Linked DNA regions of Mus musculus: region 2 is linked to region 1. A link is a loop called in an ENCODE intact Hi-C map of the cell type or tissue named here. Cell type or tissue: heart. All regions are shown on one strand.

Region 1 (5,000 bases):
CAGTTATTTTCTGAGCTCATTTAAGAATAGTATGTAAAGGGACAGGAGGGAGGGAGGGAAAGAGGAAGGGAGGGAGGGCAAGACAGGAGATGGGGGGGAGAAGGAGGGAGGGCAAGTAAGCATGGGGGCACGCATTAGGAGCGAGCCAGCTTACTGTTTAAGAGCTCTTGCTGTGCAGTCCATAAGGACCTCAATTTAGATGCCAGCACCCACAGAACAAGCTGGCTTAGTCTCCAACACATGTGTAAGTCCAGAACTGTATGTGGTAGAGACAGGAGATCCCTGAGGATTGTGGGCAGCCTGACTTGCCAAAAAATGTCAGGTCGTGGTTAAGGAAGACAATCTGTCAAAGGAATAAGATAAAATGACAGAGGACACCTGCTGTCACTCTCTGGCCTCTACATGCATACAGGCATAAATACACCACCCAGACATTATACACACTATATAAAGAACAGGATGACAAAGTCTGATGACGTTTCAGTATCTAGACTAGAGATGTAGTTTTATAAGACACTAAATTATGGAGAAAACATTAGGTTAAAATTAAGTATCTGGAAATAACTTGTTAGGATAATATGCAACTGTTCAATGAACAAGGTAAAACTGTATTGTTTTTTAAGCATCACTGTCAAGCATCTGCCTCACTACAGATTATGAAAATGAAACACATTTCTAGTATCTGTAAGAAAGGCGGATGTACCTTCCTACAAGTGAACCCAAGAGGATAACTGAGGTCACCTTACACATGGAGTATGTTCAAGAGTGTAAAACTAAACTATGTTCCTGCTTTTAAACGTCACTGCTGTACACTATTATCACCCTGACTTTATAAACAGCAGGGAAACACGAGGTAGGAAATGGCATTCTAAGTTCTCAAAAGGGGATGGGTGGGTGTTGGCTCATGCCTGAAATCCCAGCCTAGGAGGGAGTCTGAGTTTGAGTCAAACTTGGGCTGCATTTTAAGACCTAAGCCAGGCTGACCTGCGTAGATTCTCAATTGAATCCCAAATGTGTGTGTTTGGGGGGCGAAGGGGGGGGGCGGTGGAGAAAAATGCAAGCCCACAACCTCAGCACTTGGGAAGTGTTGACATGGATCAAAAGTTGAACTTCAAGGTCATCCTCTGTTACACAGCAAGTTCAAGGCCCCAAATGGAGATTTCGTATCAACCAAAATAAGAATTAAAAACTCAACCAAACAAAACAAATAACAAAAAACTCTTAAACGTGACCCCCCCCCCCAAATAAATGCGCCCATTGCCAGTAGGACAGACGATCAAGACCATGTAGCCCATGCTGAAGTTCATTCTCGCCTGCCCTGAGACAACTGCCCAAACCAATTGGCTGGCACTGGCCAACTGGCTCCACAGGTCTTTGGGATTTTGACCAGCTCTGGGCTGTCATGACTTCCCAGGGTCCGTGGAGCAGGTCTGGCCCCGGCAGCCGCGTACCTGCGTGCGGAGCTCCTGGTTGTCGCTCTCGGCGTTGCGGTAGAGTCGCTCCGTGTGCTGCAGCAGCTTCTCCACCTCCCGCACCTGCCTCCGGCAGCTCCGCAGCTCGCGCTCCAACTTCTCCACCTTCCGCCTGAGCTGCGCCAGCTCCGGCTCCGGAGAGGCGGGCGGCGGCGGAGAAGGCGAAGGCGGCGAGGGCGCCTCGGAGGCCATGCGGCCGTGAGCGCCGAGCCCGCGGGGCGCGGACCGGGCTGCTTAGGACGACACCGGGGCCCACTGGCCCAGGGGCCACTGGAGCGCGCGGGCTGCGAGGGGCGGCCTCACGCTCGGACGACCGCAGCGGGCCCCGGCCATGTCGCCCCCGAAGACGGCGGCCGGGACTGCGAGCTTGGGGACGAAGCCGACTCTACCCGGGCCGCGCGGACACCCGCCCGGTGACAGTCTCCGGGAAGCCAGCGGACGGGAGAACTAAAGCGAACCCAGCGGAAGCCTCTAGTTCCGGGCTGAGCCGGAAACGCTAAGCCGGAGGAGGGCGGAGCCAAGACGGAAAAAGGAAGCGACGGAAAGCTAGAAGGGTCTGATCGCGCTGGTACACGGGGCTAGGAGCTGGGTACAAATTGGTGTTTATGTGCCCAAACAACGGCCTGTGTTTTTACTTCCGATTGTTTCCCTTGTATTGTAGTGTAGGAGTTTGAGTCCGATTGGTGAAATGTTTCCCCATTCAAAATCGAGGGTTCTTCCAATGTACAAGTATTCTTAGAAGTGCACTTTGTAAGTTCGCCTTATAATGGGAACTTTAACATTGAATTCTCTTCCCAGACTAAAGGGATTCACACGACATAGCTTTGTTAAGAGCATGTCCTTTACATAGCTTTGCAAGACCATCACTATCATCTGTCCCGTTCCTGTTACTGGAGGACTACTTATGAGCTCTCCTTTAGTCTGTTACCATAAAACAACCATATAATCGCGATGGTTCTGTAGGATGCCTTTTTTTTAAAAAAAAAAAAAATATGAATAAAAAAACCTTACTTTTATACATAGTCAGTATGTGACCCAGCAAAGCCACTCCTGACTCCCAGTCAACATATCACAGAGAGACTTGGCATATTAATTATAATAGCTAAGTTACAAAACCCGACAAGGTGACTAACAACAGTGTTGTGAATTAAGGAAGATATGGCATATATACGCAATGTATTTTTAAACGATAAATTAAAATAAAATTAAGTTATTTGTAGCAAAATGGTTTATATTTACAAATAGATATATCTGGAGATACGGAATTAAGCCAGTTCCAGAAAAGCAAATACCATGTGTTTTCTCTTACACATGGTTCCTAGGTTTTGTATAGATTTATAAAATCATTTATCTATATTATCTGATCTGCTAATAGCATAAATAGATAAGGATAAAGATAATTATTTTTATGACATGAGAGTAACAGCAACTGTGTAGGGGAAGAGAAGAGATTAGTAAGGGGGAGAAATGAGGCCAAGGTAAAGGAAAGAATATACTTAATGTAAAAAAAGTATGAAAATGCCCTTATGCGACACAGTACTGTGTACAGTGAATATATACGATGGGGCTTTTTAAAAGACTGAAGAGAAGTATTTATTTTCATTTTGTGAATTTTTCCAGTGTTCGGCTACAAAGGTTAAATAAAATCTTTACTCAAAAGTACAGAGTCACATGTGGTGATACAAGCCTGTGATTCAAGTACTCAGAAGACAGAGGCAGGTGAACTGACAGCCTGTGGCAGAGCAAGTCCCTGGCCTGCCAGAGCTGCAGAGCAAGAAAAGCTGAGGCAGGAGGATCCTGGGTTCTTGTCTGGCCTAGGCAACATAGCAATATGCTGTCCTGAAGAATAGCAACAATCTTAGTAAGAAACAAAGAGTTAGGCTTGGGTTTAGCTCAGTAGTAAAGCTTGTGTTAACATAAGTGAGACCCTAGGTTTGATACCCAGTACCAAAACACACATAAACATGTGGGAAGCCACATGTGCCGTTGCCAGGTGGCACTGGCTACTGCTGGCTACCACGCATAAGTTTTGGGCAAACAACCAATGTGTACATATGCAGTAAAGTTTTTTGCCAAGTCACTGCCTGGCCCGGACATGTTAATGAGGTACTGAGAATATAACCAATCAGATGTGAGACATGCAAATGAGGTATGTTAATGAGGTTCTGTGAGGTACTGAGAGAGTAGCCAATCAGATGAGGACCATGCAAATGAGGCATAGTGCTTAACCAATCCGGGTGTGAGACACGCCTCTCCTAGGCCTATATAAGTAGCACCAGTTCTGGGCTCAGGGTCTCTTCGCCTCTGCAATCAAGCTCTCCCAATAAATGTGTGCAGAAGGATCCTGTTGCAGCGTCGTTCTTGCTGGCCAGTCCAGCGCGCGCAAGATACACACACACATACACACACACACACACACACACACACACACACACAGGTACACCACTTTGGAAGCAAGCTTATTTATGTCTGTAACTTCAGTCCCAGGGATCAGATGCCCTCACCTGACCTTCAAAGGTACTGTGTGCCTGGATGTACATACAGACATATACATAAAATAATTTCTTATTGAAGAAGTCAATGTCTCAAATGAGAAAAGCAGATAGCTATGGTGGTGCTCACCTGCAATCTCAGTCCTGGGAGGCTGAAGCAGAGGATGAAGAGTTTGAGACCTGGGCTACATAGGGAGGCCGCCTCAAAAAATTAGGAAGATATATTTCTATGACTTCATTATTGTATACTTTTCATAACTATTTGTTTTGAAGTCTTCGTATTTTTATCATCATCTGTTGCTCTGTATCGTCTCTTTTCCTCAATCCTGATTCTCCAAAGTAATAGAACCAACAAAAAGCAAAAAAGACACGGGGGTACGTGGGAAGCCGTTGCAGAGTGGCAGTTGCAGAGTGGCAGTTGGCTACTGCTGGCCACCACACATACATAGGCAGTGAAGGTTCTTTTGCCAAGACAAGTTAACCAATCAGATGTGAGACACGCCTCTCCTAGGCCTATGTAAGCAGTGCCAGTTCTGGGCTCAGGGTCTTTCGCCTCTACAATCAAGCTCTCCCAATAAACGTGTGCAGAAGGATCCTGTTGCAGCGTCGTTCTTCCTGGCCAGTCGAGCGCGTGCAAGAGGGGTAGGAGAGGGACAGAGGATGAGAAAGAAGAGAGGAGAGGAGGGAAGGAGCAAGGTGTAGATTCAATTAAAGGGTATAAATGAAATATAAGTAATGGTCCCATGACATTAGAGAGGCCAAGAAGCCCCAGGAAACACTAGCAGTGCCAGCGGTAATCAGCCTACCTCCATGTCACTCCAAGCTCAGAGCAGTGAATGATAAGAGGTGTTGGCTTGAATGCACTGGTGTTTGAGGGGTTCTATGAACAGCAATAGTTAACAGGTGCTCTGCCTGAGTCGTGACAGGTGCCAGTGAGTCTCACCAGATGGAGTCCAAACAGCCTAGATACTGCTGTACTCCCCAACAGAGGAAGGCTGTCCACCCAACACAGCCTAATTTATATCTAATCCCACTT
Region 2 (5,000 bases), 52 kb before region 1:
CCAGTGACATGGGCTTACCAGGACAAGAGGTGGCACCACCAACCCTGATGATTTGAGATCAATTTCTGGAACCCACATAGTAGAAGGAGGGAACCAACTTTGAAAAGTTGTCCTCTGACCTCAACACCCCCCATATCCCCCCACACCTCCCACACCCCCACTCACACCCCCACACACACACCCACACACCCACACACACACAAATAAATAAATAATCTTAAAATCTAAAATAGGAAGAGAGAGAACATTATTCTATAAACTAACAAAAATATCAAATACCTCATTACAAGGTTAGTTTGAAGCCAAATGACTGAACCCCGTGCCTGCCACCGTGGGCCTGTAGCCCTAGCCTTCTCCTCTTCAACTGTATTTTGAAAGAGAGTCTGGCTAAATTGTTCAGGGTGACCTAGAACTTGGATTCCTTCTGCCTCTGCCTCAGTTACAGTGTGCCACCAATCTGAAGTGTCAAATGGATGTGTTAGGCATTCAGACAGTAATAACACCCAGGGCTAGGGGTTCAGCAGAGAAGCCGTGGGTTCCATCATCACCTCTGAAACTAAGAAAGTAAATGAGACCTCTTACTAAAAGATATACCACACACAATGATTTGATTAGTGTAGGACACACAAATTAAGGAATGGCTGTAAGTGACTTCACTTGTTTTTTTTGTTTTTTTTTTCCCATTCTTTATTAGGTATTTAGCTCATTTACATTTCCAATGCTATACCAAAAGTCCCCCATACCCACCCTCCCCCACTCCCCTACCCACCCACTCCCCCTTTTTGGCCCTGGCGTTCCCCTGTACTGGGGCATATAAAGTTTGCATGTCCAATGGGCCTCTCTTTCCAGTGATGGCCGACTAGGCCATCTTTTGATACATATGCAGCTAGAGTCAAGTGACTTCACTTGTATTAGATACTTTTCTTCTAATCAGGGTGCTTTTGTTGAAGCAGTGGGAGGCAAGCCTACTCTATGAGATGGAACCCACACTGTTAAAGAGGCTAAGAACCTGAAACTACTGAGGCAAAACCTACTACTATGATTCTGCTCAACTAACACAGCGATAAACAGCTCCCAATGACATATTTTTATACCTGTATGTGAAATCAGTACTTCACAAGACCTTCATCGGAGAAGCTGCTTCTTGCTGTAGATGCTAATTAACACAGACCCACAGCTGGACAGCTTGTAGAGTCAGAGACTTTGGAGCACTCTATCCTAAATGGGATGTCCTCGTCACACCTTCCCCGAGGCTCTGGGACTCTGTGGGAGAGGAGGTGGGAACAGTGTCAGAGCAAAAGGTGTGGGTGACTCCAAGGAGACCGTGCCTTCCAGACATACCAAGGTGACACAGGTGACACACAGAGACTGTGACAACATGTATAAGACCTGCAAAGGGGCAAGCCAGACCAAAGCCCAGTGGAGGAAGAAGTGAGCAAGGTCCCACAAAGAGCCGATTGCAATTTACACCTGCAGGGAGAGGGAGAGAATAGTGAGATATTGTCTACCAACCCACACCAGGATGGGCCTCATGCTCACGGTAGTTGGCCAATACAAAACTGTCTCCATGTGTGATGACTATTCTTGGTTATCAACCTCACTGCATCTGAAACTAGCTAAAACCCCAAAATGAAAGGCACACCTGTGAGGGATTTTTACCTAATTTGAAGTGGGGAGATCCACTTCTAATCAGGAATCTTTGAGGTAAAAAGACACACCTTTAATCTTTTGAGCCAGAAAAACCCCACCCCTAATCTGGGCCACGCCTTCTGCTGGAAGCCTATATAAGGACACGGGAGAAGACAGCTTTTTGCTTTTTGCCACTGTACTCTGGCCTAACTGGCAAGTCCATCGCCAGCGGCGGCGGTTACTCCTGCAGGATTCCAGCTTCTATTGAAGACCAGCTGAGACACAACTACTAGATTCTTGGATTTTCCATTCATAGACAGCTACTGTTGGGTTAGCTGGACCACAGCCTGTAAGTCATTCTAAAACTTCCCCCTTTCTCTATATAAAGAGAGGAATTCGGTTTGTAAGTTCTGTTACTCTAGAGAATCCTTACACACTTTTTAAAATGTGTTTTCGTTCATTTGTTTGTTTGTTTTACTGGTTTGCTGGGTTACAAAAGAATATGATCAAAATATATTGTATGAAAACATTTAGGTCAATCTTGAAAGAGGGGAATCTAATAATCTCGCCATTGCAAAAGTATTCCTTTCGTGATACCCAACAAGATTTTTCTTTTCTCTGAAATTCTTGGCATAGAAGAAAGTCAACAAATAGGTCTATCAGGTGTGTGTGTGTTTAAGTGAGGAGGGTTATAATATTTCCACTGCAAAACACGTGCTCTGCATGAGCAAGGTGCTCCTCCCCAGCGCCACTTGAACCAAAGCAGTTAACATGGATTGTATTACCTACAAAAGAATTTCTTGGTTTTTTGGTTTTTTGTTTTTTTTTGTTTTTTTTACATTTATATCTTTTTGCTTATTGTCTTCTAGCAAGGCTTCGTGCCCATTGTTCATGTGACTTACTTTGACTAATAGAATGTGAGCAGAGCAGTATGTGGGCTGAAGAGATGATTGGGGTGGGGGGGCGGGGAGTCGGTTACCGCCGATCCATCGCCCTCTTCTGGATTCCACTGACACTGCACCCATGCATGCACAGACACCCACCACCACCACCACCACGCAAAAACACTAAATTAAAAAGCAACAAATTAGTGACTTTTGTTTTGTTTTTATGAATGAAGGGCAGAACGTGCCAGCTGTGCGTTAAGAGCTAACTGGTGCGTTCTTGAATTTGGCAAGTCACTTCCTTGCGACTATTTATAGATTAAAAATCTGTATGGTGGGAATATTTGAACGGCTGGAACAGCAAAACGCTACACAACAGGATTGCCCGTCAGCCTGCAAAGCCCCAAGGCTCTCGCCCGCACCTCAGCGGGCTGGTCTTGAAAAAGGTTTCTCTTTCCACCTGGAGCGTGGAATGCAGAAACCCGCCTTAGAACGCAGCCGCTAGCGGCTGATGTAACTGTAAATCACGCAGACGCTGTTAACTGAATATAATGAAGACAAAGGTAGTTCCCTGTGCTGGTGGTTTGGGTGGACACCTTTTCCTCCTAAGACCTTGATTGCAAGGACTTCTGACTAGTGCCATATCAGAGGCCTTAATCTGTAAGAATGCGAGCGAGCAGTGCGCCCAGCTGAGGATCTGGACCCGCTGAATCCAAGGGCTTGGAAGGTTAACGCGCAAACGTGCAGAGCCACGGTTAAAACGCTTTCAGCATCCCTGCGCTATTATTGCACCGTTTAAAAACCTCCGACAGATTTCAATTCGTTAAACTAGTTCTCCATCCGTTACTCTAAACTCCTCCCGGACCGGATGGTTTAGCAGCGGCGCCCCGGCGTCCAGACCACGCGTCACCGCCCCCCATGGACGCCCCGAGACGCGCAAATTGAGCGCTGTGTCTTTAAGGGGGAATCGGCCTTTTCCGTCCAGGACAAAATGTCTGCGAGGAGCCCGGAGGCGAGGGGCGACCATCGCGGCGTCCGGGTGAGCGTGGCTGGCTGGGGCTCGGTGGCGTGGCTTGGCTTGGCGGGAGCGACCGCAGGGACACCAGGGGCTGCAGTGATCTCAGGGGCCCGCGGGGACGTCCGGGATCGGAGAAACCGCGGGGTGGAGGGGTGCGGGGGACGCCACGCAGGACCTCGGGGACTTCGGGAGCCCCTAGGCCGTGGGATCCAGGGTCGCAGCCGCGGGGTCTGCAGGGGATGCCTACCACCCCAGGCTTGGCGGAGGGGCCCAGCCTGCGGGCTTCCGGAACCTTCTGGAGCGTCTCCGCTCTCTTTGGTTAACCAGCTCCGGGGGGTGGGGGGTGGGGAAGAGGGGGAACTGTCCCCGTAAAGTTGCCTCGGTGGAGAGTGACTTTGAGCCTCATGCGCTAATTGCGACTTGGTTAATGTTTCCCACCTGTGTGTGTGTGTGGAGGGGGGGGGGGGGGCTGTAAGAAAACCGGTGTAAACCAGAGTAAACCAGAATCTCCTCCTCCACTGGACACAAAAGAGTTTCCTGATCCGGGCCTGGCTCACTGGAGCCTTTGGTTGTGCAAGCCTTCTGTGGCCGGCTTAAAGCTTTACTAAAAAGAATAGGATTTTCCTTCATTGGAAAAAAAGTACCTGCCATTGCTGAGCTCCAAAGGTGTTTAGAACAGCTGTTGAATAGTTTCGTGAGTTGAGATAATTAGTGGTGTTCTGAATTTTTTATTTTATTTTTTTTTTTAAGACGGGGTCTGTTTCCTTGGGTGACCTGAAACTTGCCTGTGTAGACCAGGCTGACCTGGATCTTACAGAGACTACCTGCCTCTGCCTCCCAAGGGCTTGGATTAAATTCATGGGATTAAATTCCTGGTGATTCCAGTACTGTTTATTAGTGCACACTTTGGCCTCAAATAGTTCAAGGCAAGTGACAATAAGAAGCATAGGAAATGTTGTTTTTTAAAGTGCTAATCCATACCACATAATTCAAAAGCCACATGTGTGTGTATATGTATGTGTACATATACATATATATTAATGCAGAGCTGAAAGAAAGGTGCACTTTCGGGCATAGTGCATTATTTTACAAGGCTTTAATAGTGCTTTGGTGGCTTTTAGCTAATGGTAGAAATAGCTGAGAGTTCAGCTTACAGCATTCACGTGGCTTTTTTTGCTTCACTAAATAGCTATGAATCCAGTACTTTATTTTTTTTTAACAGCCCATGTAAAATCTTTTTCTGAATATTTTCCCACTTAGCTCTTTGCTTCACAATACGTTGCAATCATTTTCACTGACTTAAAAGTTTGTTATGGGAATGCTCCCACCACCGTGTGCTCATGACCATGAGGATGCCTGAGGGTCCGATTCCACAGAGCCTGGCTTACAGGCAGTTATTGGAGCAGCTGGACTGGGAGGCTCGGGGTGGAGCTCTGCCCTCCGGAAGAGCGGTCAGCGCTCAGAACCAC

The links. Hi-C counts contacts between places; a loop is a spot of excess contacts. Peaks named below come from ENCODE experiments on the same cell type or tissue, not always from the same donor. Only the 100,000 strongest peaks of a DNase experiment are listed, where the experiment ranks them.
Region 2: it touches region 1 in a loop (4-fold over the local background); 3 of 42 quality-filtered maps call a loop at or near these places.

What each region holds. Positions count from the first base shown.
Region 1 is chr13:95,373,395-95,378,394 of GRCm38, forward strand. Aggf1 (angiogenic factor with G patch and FHA domains 1) reads right to left here and starts at 1,963. Exons shown (of 14, transcript NM_025630.3): 1 at 1,452-1,963. The coding sequence starts at 1,664. In heart, no CTCF peak of the experiment used is centred here; a DNase peak (open chromatin) is centred at 1,967; H3K4me3 peaks cover 2,117 bases; H3K27ac peaks cover 1,487 bases.
Region 2 is chr13:95,321,793-95,326,792 of GRCm38, forward strand. It overlaps Zbed3 (zinc finger, BED type containing 3), which reads left to right and starts at 3,033. Exons shown (of 2, transcript NM_028106.3): 1 at 3,033-3,552. In heart, a CTCF peak has its summit at 2,661 (motif pointing left); DNase peaks (open chromatin) are centred at 2,639 and 3,549; H3K4me3 peaks cover 2,513 bases; H3K27ac peaks cover 2,397 bases.